Regions from separate parts of the Homo sapiens genome. Here region 1 is linked to region 2. A link is a contact called in ENCODE Hi-C data. All regions are on one chromosome and are shown on one strand. Each heading gives the region's core, a stretch centred on a gene start or an enhancer-like site at or near the end of the contact. The rest is flanking DNA. Distances are from core to core; before and after follow the strand shown. Region 1 overlaps EFCC1 (EF-hand and coiled-coil domain containing 1). Region 2 has its middle 35 kb from the start of RPN1.

Region 1 (6,871 bases), core at 1,144-3,643, 400 kb after region 2:
TTTCTTTCTATCCTTTATCTTGTCTTTCTCCTAGTTGGCTCTGATTTCAGACATTCTTCCCATAAGGTAGCAAGACAGCTACCATCATCATCAGGATTAGCTCCTATCCTCCCAATCACCCCCATCAGAAACACTTTCTCTTTCCCAGTAGTTCCAACATAGGCCACACCCATCCTGGAACCAGTCACTGGTACCAGGGAAATGGAGCATGCTGACTGGCCAGCCTAGGGTCATGTGAGTACTCTGGACCAATCACTGCCACTCTGATTAGCTAGACCTGGCTAAAACATTCCCGCCATTGGCCCTGCCCGACACATGGGCCAAGAGAAATGGAGGAGTCTGTTCTCCAAAGAACAGTAGTCAGGGGGCTGGATGGGGGGCTACTTGTGGGCAATGATGGCACCCAGTCCCCCTGAGCCGGGCAGAGGACCTGGCCAAGGAAGGGCCGTGGCTTCTTTGTGACTAGGCAGGGGCAGGAGCGACTGTCAGAATGTGCTCTGAGTTGGGGGTGGGGGCTTTTCCGGAGAGGACCGAGGTGACTGGAGAAGCCTGGAGCCACCCAAAGTCAGAGACCCAGGAAGGGGCAGACAGAGTCTTCAGGCTCTTCATTTTGCCTCTTCATGATTTTCTGTCAGAAATAACCATTGGCTTTTCTTCATTCAACCAAATTCTGTCAAGTGCCTAGAGAGGGCCCATGCTGTCCTGGGCATGAGGGAGGCAGCTGGGAAGAGGCAGAGACCCTGCCCTCGTGGACCAACTCTCAGTGCGTTACGCTGTTGACCACCAGTAACTAAGCGGGTGGACGAGGGGAGGGTCAGGGAGTGTGAGTCAGCTCGGGCTGCTGTGACAAGCCCCACAGACCAGGAGCTTCAACAACAGGCATTTGTCTCCCACAGCTGTGGAGGCTGACCAGAGTGCGGTGTCGCAGCGTTGGCTTCTCCTGCGGCCTCTCTCCTGGGCTGGCAGCCAGGGCCGCCTTCTCCCTGTATCCTCGCGTGGTCTTCCTTCTGTGTGTATTTCTGTCCTAATCCCCTCTTCTTAGAAGGACACCAGTCAGACTGGATTAGGGCCCACCCTAAAGACCTCATTTTAACTTGATTACCTCATTAAAGGTCCCATCGCCAAATAAGATCACATTATGAGGAGCTCTGGGGGTCTGGACATCAACATATGAATTGGGGAGACACAACCAGCCCATCACAGGAGACTTCTCTGAGATGTGACCCTGGAATTGAGGCCTGAGTGGCAAGGTGGGGCCATGACTTGTGTGATCCAGGGCGGAGGTGACTCCCATAGCAAAATCACAGGGCTGGGCACAAGCTTGGCTTGTCTGCACTGCCTGCACGGGGACGAGCAGGTTGGAGCCAGCCTGGATGCCGAGGGGCCAGTGAGGAGGGGCCAGTGAGGAGGAGCAGGTGAAGAGCCCTCCTCACCTGTACACACGGAGTCCTGCTAAGTCTCAGCTCCAAGTGGCTCAGACCCACCTGCTACTCTCCAGTCGCACCCACCACCCAGCCCAGCCCCAGCACCACTCCTGGACAGCTGTCCTAGCCTCCTGACTGGTGTCCCAGCTCCATCAGAACCACGGACCACACAGCATCAGGTTAATCTTTTCAACACCCAGATCCCACCTCGGGCTCGCCCACTCACAACTCTCCTGTGACCTCCTCTGGTGACCATCATGACTGTGAGTGACCAGGCCCTTTCCCATCCTCTCCTGCAGCCACACTGACCCTCCAGGGCTCCCCTTCTCAGGCCCTTTGGGCATACGGCTCCCTCCACCATCCCCAAGCCTACTCCTGACCAATCCACATTCACCCTTCAGGTCTTGCCAGACCCCAACTCTTTAGGGAGGCCCCACCTCCATCTACAGCCTCTTCCTAACGTCTTTCACGGCCCCTGGACTTTTCTGTCCTTCATGTATTTTTGTGATGACTTCATTGAGGTCTGCTCCTTCGGGGGGGGAGGTTGCGGGGTAAGCTCTGTGAGGTCAGGGGCCATGCCATTGCTAAGGACAGTGGCTGGCTCAATACTTCATCCTTCGGTGAATTAAAGAACCAAGTCAGCAGCTTGGGCTGGCAGGGCCTTAGAAGTCACCCAGCCCAGGCTGACACCCTGCACGGCGCCCCCGAGAGCTGAGTGTCCGTGTCTGCTCGCACACTCCTGTTGCACCCTTCCCACCGCCATCCCCTGCTCAGTAAAGTTGGGGGGGTTCCCGAATTCAGGTAGGGACCAGAGAGGAGTCACAGAGGACCCCTGAGGACTGTCCCCCCACCCCTTGTGATTTATTTTCCGCCCTTCCTCTGCTGCATCCCGCCCCCCTACCCCAAGCTGTTCTTCCTGCTGTTGTTCTCTTGTTTTCACATGTTGCTCTCTGTTTCCTGTAAGGCTGCTTCACTCAGGAAACGCCATGCAGCAAAGGAAGCCGCTGTGTGCGAACCTCCAGGACCTCCCAGAGTAGGTGCTGCAGCGTGGCCGTGGCCTGATGGCCCAAAGTAGCCTGGCTGGGTTCTGAGGGACCTGTCAGCTCTGCAGCTTCCTGAGACTTGCTGAGTCACTGAGCGGCTCAGAGCATAGGAAGCAGAGAGAAAAAGACAGCAGTGACATTTTTCATCTATTCCAGAATAAACTGAGCCCAGGCGGTGTAATGGGCTTTTGATGCGTCCCCCTGGCTTTGATGTGATGCCTTGACCGCTCCCTTGGTTACAGCAAGTTAACCGGTCAAACACTAAGCTACAGTTGCTGTACAGGTATTCTGCATATGGATTAAAGTCTGTCATCAGTTGACTTTAGGTAAGGGACATTATCCTGGCTGGTCTGGGTGGGCTTCAAGAGCCAAACAGGCTTCTGTGTGAAAGAGAAGTTCCACCTGTGGACAGAAGGGTGTGGAATCCATCTACAGCCAGGCCTACAAGCTGTAGCTCTTTCTGAAGGACTTTATGACAAGGAAGTGGGCTGTGTGATTGTGGGGGCTGGCTAAGCAAGCCTGAAGTCCACAAAAGGGAAGCTGGCAGGCAGGTGGAGCTCATGGGCACGCCCGTGTCTAGAGCCTCTGGGGAAGCCCATAAGCCGTGCCCGTGAGCTCCACCTGCCTGCCAGCTTCCCTTCTGTGGATTCCAGACTCATTTAGCCAGCCCCCGTGATCACACAGGCCACCTGCTTGTCATAAAGCCCTGGAGACAGAGCTACAGCTGCAGGCATGGCTGTAGATGGATTCCACACACTGGCCCCACTTCTCTGGTCAAACCCTGACTCGTACAGGGCCTGAGGCAGGAGGGGGCGGAACTGATTAAGGAACAAAAGCTAACATTTTTGAGCACTCACTGGGTGTTAGGCACTGCACTAAGGACTTTATCTGTACAACCTTATTGCACTCCCAAGCAGTGCTGTGAGTGGTTTATCAGTGATGATGCTTTATGCTGCAAGAACATAAAACCCAACTCAGAATGGCTTAAACCACAAGGACATTTATTATCTCATGTGAGAAGTCCAGGGGAGAGCAGTTCCTTGGCAGTTCAGTAAAGTTTTCAAGGACCTGATTCATCTTCCACTCTGTTTTCCTCAGCTTGTCATTTTGGCCTGTCAGCAAGGACCCCTCATGGTTGCAAGAGAGCTGCCATGGCCTCAGGCATCACTGCCATATCCACGGGTCCTCCTGGCAGACTTCCCCTCACCTCTCTTTGGCCAGAATTGCATCACATGCCTGTTTCTAAACCAATCTGAAGGAAGCTTCATGATTGAGGCTTCGTGAAGGCGGCTTCATGATTGGCTCAGGCCAGTCAAGTCTCTCTGGGAGCACAAGGCCACAGTCGGGGTTGAGCTGACAGCAGATGGGGTGTGGTTGTTTGGATGGCTGAATTTGGTTTCTATCACAACCATAGCCGATCACCACACTCTTAGTGACTTGAAACAACACCCACCTGTGACCTCATAATTCCGTAGGCCGGAAGTCCAGGCGGGCGTGGCGGGCTTCTCTGCACAAGCTCGCACAAGGCCGAAAGCAAGGCACCCTTGGCCGGGTCTGGACCCCCTGGGAAAGCCCGTTCCAGTGTTGGCAGAATCCAGCTCCTTTTGGCCGTGGGACCGAGGCCCTATTTCCTTGCCGGCTGTCAGCTGGGGTTGCTCTCTGCATTCCTTCACCCACATTGCTTTCATCTTCCAGCCAGCAACGACCTGCCCCATGTCCTTCTCACACTTCACATCTCTCTCACAGCCTCTTCTACACCAGCCCAGAAAGCTATCTGCATTTCAAGGGACTTGTGTGATTAGACAGGGATAATCCCGTCTTCTGGTCAGCTGTGCCACAGAACATCATGCCATCTCTGAGTGACAGGCTCACTTCACTCACAGGCTTTGAGAATTAGGGTGTGGAACTTGGGGGCCCATTCCTAGACATTCTGCCCACCCCCGTGAGGCAGACATTTCACTGGAAAGAAAGTTAACCTCAGAGAAGTGAAGTGAGTTCCTCAAGGCTGTACCAGCCAGGAAGTTATGGCTGCAAACAACAGAAATCAATGCTGCTCATTGAAGCAAGAAAATAACAGCCCTCCCTCCTGGCTACCATATAGTATGCAGTCCTGGCCATACAAGAGGGTCCCTGTGCCCCTCAGGGTGGTCTTTTTATCCCCAGCCAGATGCTTGGTTTCAATTATTCTATAACCTAATAGGATTAGTTATCTTAGGAAATCCAGAGGTGCTGGCTGGCCTTGGGAGTAAAGATGAGACCTCAGTTCTCCAGGCTCATTAAACATGTTTGCCTCCATAGGGAGACAAATTGTCTCCATAGGGAGCAGAAGTCATCAGTTAAATCCGGGGTTAGCAAACTACAGCCTGTGGGCCAGTCCAGCTCCACCCTTATTTTTATACAATCCACAAACTAAGAATAGTTTTTACATTTTTAAATGGCTAGGAAAAAACTAAAAAAGGGATATTTCATGACATATGAAAATTTCATAAAATTCAAATTTTAGTGTCGATGAATAAAGTTTTATTGGAACACAGCCATGTCCACTTGTTTACATATTTTCTGGGACTGCTCCTGTGCAGAGTGGAGTAGCTCTGACAACAACCTCATGGGCTTCAAAGCCTGAAGTATTTACTCTCTGGCCCTTTATGGCATAAGTATGCCAGCCCTGAGTCAAATGACAATGTGCTGGTCATTGGTGACCAGCAATTCCAACCTTGGGATTCCTCATGTATTCTGAGCAGGGGACTGGGCAGGGGCAGGGATGGACTCTCTCACCTCTTGTTCCCACACGCCTTCCTGCCCTTCAGGCAGTCCCTCCCCGGTGATTTCTCTGTATCTTCTTGTTGGGATGTGTTCTTGCGAAGTGAGTCTTTCGGGTCTGTTTGCACCCCATTGGCGGCGTTGTGGCACATGTCTCACTGTGCCTCTGACTCCCCACTCGGCGCTGGAGTTCCCACCCCAAATGTTGTTCTGCGAGTGCATCTTCTGGCTGCTTTTCCCCTCTGCAAACTCCTCCATCCACTCCCAGGGGTGGACACTAGGCTGCCTCCAACTGCCTGCCACTCCAGATGACACCAAGTGCGTGTCCTCCCCCACACCACCGTGCAGCAGCCTGCTGTGAGAACTGTCCCAGGAGAGGGGTTGCTGGGTCTTGTGGAGACACATAAATGATTTGACCAAGTGATGCCAGCTGGCCCCAGTGTGTTCTTTGATGTAATCAGGTTCACCAAATTCTTTTGGCTTTATGATTTTTGCCTTTGAATTCTTGAGTGGTCCTCCGTTCCTAGGTCACAAGGGTATTCTGCTGGATATTCTTTTGTTTTAATTGTATCTTTTAGGTGTTCAGTCCACCTGGAGTCTACCCTTTTGGGTGATGAAGACAGGGACCCAGCTTTAAGTTTGTCCTGGGTAGGTTTAGGTTTAGCGAGGGCTGGCTACCTTCACTCACATGGGATTTAGAAGCCCAGTCAGTCCACTCATCAGTGTTTGTCTTAGTGGTTTGCTCATCAGTCCAATAATTCCTTTGAGGATGTGAGACCGCAGCAGGACCCTCACTTGTATATATTTTGTGTTTATATAAACAGTCACATTCTAGATTCATATAATTGTAGTACAAACAAGAGAGAACTACAGTTCTGGGAAAAATGACTGTAAACTATTTAACTTTTAATATAAGTTGTAGATCAGCACTGTCCAACTGGACTTTATGAGATGATGGAAACGCTTTCTGGCTGCACTGGTAGCTGTGAGCCACAGGTAGCTACTGAGCACTTGATGTAGCTAGCATAACTGAGGAACTGAATTCTTAGTTTTATTTAACTTTGATTAAATTTACTTTTTTTTTTTTTTTTTTTTTGAGACTGAGTTTCGCTCTTGTTGCCCAGGCTGGAGTGCAATGGTATGATCTCAGCTCACTGCAACCTCCACCTCCCAGATTCAAGCGATTCTCCTGCCTCAGCCTCCCAAGTAGCTGGGACTATAGGTACCCACCACCACGCCCGGCTAATTTTTGTATTTTTAGTAGAGACAGGTTTTCACCATGTTGGCCAGGCTGGTCTCGAACTCCTGACCTCAGGTGATCCACCTACCTCAGCCTCCCAAAGTGCTGGGATTACAGGTATGAGCCATCGCAACCAGCCTGATTAAATTTAAATAGCTACATGTGACTGTGGTTACCATATTGGACGATGCAGGCCAGATTAAAACACTAGGACAGCACTGCAGAAATTTATGCATTTATTTGAGGTTTTAGGGGGTAAAATGAGAAACAGAAAAGGAAAGATGAACAAGCAGGAAGCTGTAAACAGAGTGTGGGAGTTAATATTTGTTAAGTGCCTACTCTGTGCCAGGCACATACATCCCTAATTTAGCCCTGACTTGCACCCTATGAGCTTGGGTGACTTA
Region 2 (6,501 bases), core at 3,636-6,135:
TGTGCATGAAGGGGAGAGTCTGTGAGAAAGGATGGGTAGTGCAGAAGGCGAGAACACAGGCTCTGAGACCGGCACGCCAGGCTCACATGCTGTGCAAGTTCCCTCACTGGTGACAGTGGCAGCCAGAGCCGCACCTGGCAGAGCGTGAACGGGCTCCTTATCATTTCCACTCTGCAGGCATCTCTGTGGGCTGCACAAGGTCCCTGTGGCGGGGACTCTGCCCACTCCCGACTGTATCCCCAGGGCCAGGGACATGGCGAGTGCACGTATCTGGCATGTGTGAATCTGCCTAGCGCCGTGTGTGCACCTGCGTGTGTTCACTCGTGTGTGCATGTCTGTGAGCCTCGGTGACAGTCACAGGTGTGAGAGTGGCATGCGCACATCTGAGCATTGGAAGAGCTGCATGTGTGTGCCCATGTGCCTTCTGCGCACCCCCCAGGAGGGTAAACATGAGACGGAGACAGACAGAAGGCCCCACCCTGCTAGCACAGGTCACAGGGGTCAGGAAGGATCCACATTGCATCACAGCACCCCCAGCGTTCACTGACAAGGCAACCATGAGACCCGCCGTAGGGACCTCATACCTGCCTCATCCCAGCACTGTGGAGGAACAGGAATTTGGAAAAATAAAATAAAAACAAAAATCTGTGCTTCCTCCCTCCCTCCACTGAGGCTGCTTCTGGGACTCTGCCTGCACTAACTGGCCCCAGAATCCCAGCTCATCAATGCTAGAAGGCCCTTGGACATCTGTCATTGTGCAGTAAGACTTGAGGCCCAGAGAGGTCAGGGACTTGCCCAAGTTCACACAGGTGCCGGCTGCAGAGAGGGACCTGTCCCAGGTCTGTCTGTCTCAGCGAGGGCTGGCTTCTCCCTCCACACCTAGGGCTCCAACCCAATAGGTGGTTCAGACTGCTGAGACCTCGATCTGCAGTCTGAACCAATGAATAAATGGACATTTATAAAGAAAGCACTTTGTAAACAGCTACTCTTAGTTCAAATCAAAGCATTATACTTGTCACCCTGGTATCTGTCAAAGGAAGAGACTCCTGCTCCTTGAGCCGGTGCTGCGCCAGGGGCTTTCCCAGGCAGCATACCTCTGAGCTCCTTCCAGTCCTGATATCGTTATGGTCCTCATTCTCCAGGTGAGCAATGTGAGGCTCAGAGAAGAGAAACAGAAAGCCCGGAGGCTTGAGTGGGTCAGACACCCATCAGGAGCTTGGCATGAGTATGACAGCTCCTTGACGCAAAGTCTAGGGGGCATGAGTGCTGGGGCCATTGCAGGCACCAGGACCCAAGCCTAGGGGAGAGGAAGCTGGAAGCTGAGAAGCTGGAGCGCTCTAGAGGGCAGGTATGCATGAGACCTGACTTGCAGGCAGGAGGTCCTGCAGCCACCAGAGGCCTGGATGGGGTGAGGAAGAGGCCAAGAGAAAAGAGGCTGAAGGATTTATGGCCACCCAGCCCACACCCTGCTACACCACCCTGCCCAGCTCTCAGCTGTCCTGGGTCTCAGCTCAGGAGTCTCCTCTAAGGGATGCCCTCCTGACCCTCCAGACTACATCCATTTATCATATCACCCATTTTATTTCCTTCATAGCATTTATCACTATCATATTGCTGGTGCCCAAAACAGTGCCCACTACAAAGTGGATTTTTCTTTGGTGTGTGTTTGTATAGTTTGTTTGTTTGTTTTTAGCCATTCAGATTGCATTTATTTGTAACAATACGCATGCAGCCCTCCCTCTGGTCTTCCAGTCCCTGTCCCTCCCAGGGCAGCGCCCTTTCCTGAACACTCCTGTCTACCCTCGGAGTTGCTGACTTTTAGAAATCATAATGAGGCCGGATGCAGTGGCTCATGCCTGTAATCCCAGCACTTTGGGAGGCCGAGGTGGGTGGATCACCTGAGGTCAGGAGTTCAAGACCAGGCTGGCCAACATGGTGAAACCCCGTCTCTACTAAAAATACAAAAATTAGTCAGGCATGATGGTGGGTGCCTGTAATCCCAGCTACTTGGGAGGCTGAGGTGGGAGAATCCCTTGAACCTGGGAGACGGTGGTTGCAGTGAGCCCAGATCACGCCACTGCACCCGGGCAAGATCAGCCTGGGTGGCTGAGCAAGACTCTGTCTCAAAAAGAAAAAAAGAAAGAAAAAAAAAGAAATAACAATGAGCACCCATTTTTCTGTTACTAGCTTTCCTACTCACCTTTGAAAAAGGCAAAAACCTCAACAATGCATAAACCACACATAAGAAGGCAAATTCACAAGGAAAAATGACCAACCTCATCCATTATTTAAAAATGGCAAATAGGCCAGGCATGGTGCTTCATGCCTATAATCTCAGCACTTCAGGAGGCCAAGGCAGGTGGATCACTTGAGCCCAGGAGTTTGAGACCAGCCTGAGCAACACAGCAAAACCCCGTCTCTACAAAAAATACAAAAATTGTTTTTGTTTTCAAGACAGGGTTTCTCTCTGTCACCCAGGCTGGAGTGCAGTGGTGTGATCATAGCTCACTGCAGCCTCAACCTCCTGGGTTCAAATGATCCTCCCAACTCAGCCTCCCAAAGTGTTGGGAGGACATTTATAAAGTCCACTGCACTCAGTTGAAGATATTTGTTGAATGAATGGATGTGCTGCCTCTGTTTAAACTCTGCTGAAATAGAGCACCCAGTGTAGGGAGGCAAACAGTCCATTCCACTTCAGAAAGCAGTGTCCAGTAGTGTAAGGTAGGGACATCTCAGCCCACCTGGAGAATAGGGAAGGCTGCCCAGGAGGCGAAGCTTGAACAGGTCTTTGCTGATCTCCTCAGTGCTAATGAAGGCACAGTCTCTCAGGGCTCTCCCATGAGATCACTGCCTTAAGCCCTCAATCCCACCCAATCCTGCTCTACTGGGATCTATTCACTGGCCCCTTCTCTCCTGGATCTTCAGCCTTTATGTCCCTGTTACCTCCTTCCTTCCCATCAGCATTTGAACAGGCTCCTGTCCTTCCCACTGCTACAGACTGAATGTCTGCATCCCCCCAGAATTCTTATGTTGAAACCTAACCCCCAATGTGAAGCATTAGAGGGTGGCACCTTTGTGAGGTGATTAGGCCATGAGGGTAGAGCCTTCATGAATGGACATTAGTGCCCTTATAAGATACATCCGAGAGTTCCCTCATCTCTGCCACCATGTGAGGACACGAGAAGGTGCTATCTTTGAACCAAGCAGCAGGACCTCTCAACACCAAATCTGCCGGTGCCTTGATCTTGGACTTCCCAGCCTCCAGAACTGTAAGAAGCAAATTTCTATTTATAGCTACCCAGTCTATGGTATTTTGTTATAGCAGCCTTAACAGACTGAGACACTCGTCTTAAATCTTTCTGGATTCTATCCCCTGAGTGGAAGTCAAAAAAGGAGTCTGGGCTCCTCCCTCCCCACCAACCCCCACAAGCAAATCCTTCAGATGCTGCGATGGACCCTCCTGATGGCCCTACCTTCTGACTTGCCTTTCCTGATGCCCAGCACTTCTGCTGTCTGCTCCCTTCTGTGTCCCCTGCATTTAGTCCTGGGCCTGTCACACCACATATGGAACTAAGGGCCTGATGGAAGCTGAGACCCTAAAGGGCTGGGCTGGGGGCACCATGAAGGGGTTGGCCATGGTAGGGGACAGGCTGCATCATTCAGCTTTCGCTTCAGGTCTAGCCCAGTTTGAAGGTTCTCTCTTCCCTCCCTGTCATCTCCCACACCTGCCCAGGCAGGTGACAAAGCAGTCCCCAGATCCCAGGCCACCAGCCCCAGAACCAGGCCAGAGTCCCAGAGTCAGGCCCAGCTTCAAAATGGCGCCAGGCCTCATCCAAAGCATCAGGCCTTTGCAGAGGGCCCTGGGGTACACTCGGGGGCATTTCCTGTCTGAGCCTGCGGCCCCCAACCGCTGGCAGCATGGGCTTCCGGCGGGGCTGCGGCCGGGGCCTGCACTATCAGCTCGGCACCAGACGCCCGGTCAGGATACTTGTGGTGAAACTGTGAGGGCGCACTGGGTCCTTTGGGGTTTTCTCCCATGACAGCCTCCAAGACAAATGGAAGAGAGAAAGTGACACCCAGCCCTTCTTCAGCCGTGTTTTCCCCTCCCTGAGCCAGGGTCCAGGTTCAAGGCTGGGGGACTGCCATGAGGCCACCTATGACTACAGGGACATCCCAAAGCTGCAGCCATGGAAGCAGCCAGGGCCAGGCCACTAGGGTCAGGCATCTTGGCCAAGGCTGGACAAAAGGCACTGTGGCCTGGGGATCTGAATGGGAGTGGGAGTGGGTGGGCCACTCCTATACGGCCACATGAGGGCCACAGAGAAAGTACGCTGGGTCTGAGACTGAGAGGTGTCAGGTGTCTGGGGCATGTCACCTTGCGCCAAGGGATGCCCAGCCTGAACCTGGCTTTACACCTAGGGCCCCACTTCACCTCCTCCCTGAGATTTACAAGGGGGAAACTGAGGCCCTGTTTACTACTGGGGAAACCGAGGATCAGGGAAGCGCAGGGCTGCGCGTGGCGTAGGGCGCTCTGTCCCAGCAACCAAAGGATGTAAGCCCGTAGGTGGGGAGGGCAGCACCGGATGCCCCACTGGGCCCAGGGATGCACCCACCACAGGATGCTGGGGGAGCCACCGGCCTTGGCCAGCCCAGCTAGCCCTGTGGCTTTCCAGGGCAGCTGAGAGCCCAGGTCCCCATGGCTAAGCCCCTCAGCAGCCCAGTGGTCCTGAGCCCGCCGACCCCAGACCCAGTCCTAGTCCGGCCAGAGGAGGCCGTTTACGAGCCCACACCCGTAGGTGGCGCCACAGCCGGAGAATTGGCTTTGGTTCTGTTGGAGCCGCGCCGCCTTTAAATTAGCCCCACGCATGCGCGACTTTTCTAGCCCGAGCCCGCCGTCTGCGCCTGCGATTTCGCCCATACTCCCCGGTGCCCGCCTCGTGACGTGCCGCAGTGTTACGAAGGGACACCAGGGCGCAGGCGCAGCTCGCTCCTCAGGCCTGCGAGAGGCCCGCCGGCCCAGCAGAGGGCGCCCACCAATCTGCACGCGGGCCCAGCGAGTTATCTTGATTTCGGCCAAGCTTTCTGACTGCTCCAAAAAACGAAGAAAAAGATTCAGGGAGAGTAAGAGGATGAAGAGAGCTGGTGAAGCAGCTGACCAAATGGCCCGAGGTGGTATGCAGCCGCGGTAAAGCAGGGCCCCTCCGTGAGGCACAGCCGCCCGGGGGTTCCCTAGGGGAAGCAGGGGCTGCGGCAGACGCCTCTCGGGCAGGTCAGGGTATGCACCCTCCCGCAGGGGCTCCCAAGGCCGGGCGTGCGTGAGGCCAGGTCCACGGGCACACCACTGTGAACACTGATTAAACGTGGCCTCCACGGCTTCCAACCCCCAGGACAGGACCAACCCTCTGCCCCCGGCTCAGGCCAGAGCTCGGCGAGACCGTCGCTGTTTAACAAGCATTTGCTATACGCCACCTTGCATTATGACAGCATGTGACCCACACAGCCATCCTAGGAAGCAGGTAACAGCCCTACTCCATTTTGCACGGAAAGACTTGCCTGAGGTCACAGAGAGCGGCAGGCCTGGGATTTCCATCCAGGGATCCGACTGCAGAGCACGACTCTGGAGGGTCTTCCTTCTTGCTCCTCCCATCCTTCCACTGTCCTTGGATCCCCCATTTTCCCCCTGCACAATCTCCTAATCCCTATGTTCAACTTCTCATTTTCAACTGGATCTTTCCCAATGGCATTCAACACACTTGGTGTCCCCAACCTTAGAGTAGAACATTCAAGCAGCACAGCCTCCTGAAGGCCCTCACTCATCCCTTTCCCAGCCTGTTTGCGAAATGCTTTGTCAGGACTCAAAGTTAAGTCTCACTTCCGTCCAATTCCCATCCCCACACCAACACAGTTCTCAAGTCACCAATGGGTAAAAGGCTTCAGTGATCCACTCCTACAGCCAAAAGGCACTGCTCGGTCTCTTCAGCCTCAGATGGTTCACTCCTGGAAACATTTTTCCACTTGGCTTCATGACACCACAGTCCTGGTCTTTCTCGTCCCAGGTAAGGAGAGTCCTGGTCTTTGTCAACCCAGGTGGCCACTATTACTTTGTCGTCTTAATATTCAGTTCTGGATCTCTTCTTATTCTATACCCTTCCTAGGCACTGTCCCCTCCCACAGCCTCCTTCTCACCTTTTCCATAACCATGTCTAGGCCCGGCAGCCCCACATTTACCACTTGCACACCAGACCTTATAATTCCAGGCCTGAATATCCACCTGCCCAGGGACACTCCCACTTGGATGTCCCGAGCACCTCCATTTTGCCATGTCTGAAACAGAATTCAGCATCAGTTCCTCACAACTGGTCTTCTACAGACTTCCCCAGTAATCCCTCAACCCACCTGCCAATATTTAAGCTGTTTGTAAGCCACTCATGCAAACATTCAATAACCCAACTACGTGTCATAGATTGGTCTGAACACCTAGCTGTTAACATAAAGATGAGC

What was found. A loop is a pair of places that touch in the nucleus more often than their neighbours do. Pooled maps may share reads with other maps.
Region 1: a loop to region 2 is called in a pooled map, with 12 times the contacts of the local background. The contact joins two enhancer-like sites. A Hi-C loop is called at or near these places in 2 of 168 maps with a recorded cell type or tissue (both naive thymus-derived CD4-positive, alpha-beta T cell), 1 of 37 single-sample maps with no recorded cell type and 9 of 50 pooled maps.

What each region holds. Positions count from the first base shown.
Region 1 is chr3:129,013,463-129,020,333 of GRCh38, forward strand. The region is part of intron 2 of EFCC1 (EF-hand and coiled-coil domain containing 1); the gene reads left to right. It also overlaps a transcript of CFAP92 not described here. Among named protein-coding and RNA genes, the nearest start is that of EFCC1, 16 kb to the left of the region's middle. RefSeq lists enhancers at 2,464-2,971, 2,685-2,794, 2,815-2,864, 3,542-4,043 and a silencer at 3,645-3,804. Within about 2 kb of position 2,394, at least 23 of the 41 ENCODE cell types and tissues checked have a DNase peak (open chromatin) inside an H3K27ac peak, as active enhancers do.
Region 2 is chr3:128,612,831-128,619,331 of GRCh38, forward strand. No RefSeq gene overlaps it. Among named protein-coding and RNA genes, the nearest start is that of RPN1, 35 kb to the right of the region's middle. RefSeq lists enhancers at 4,990-5,279, 5,073-5,584, 5,300-5,349. Within about 2 kb of position 4,886, at least 32 of the 41 ENCODE cell types and tissues checked have a DNase peak (open chromatin) inside an H3K27ac peak, as active enhancers do.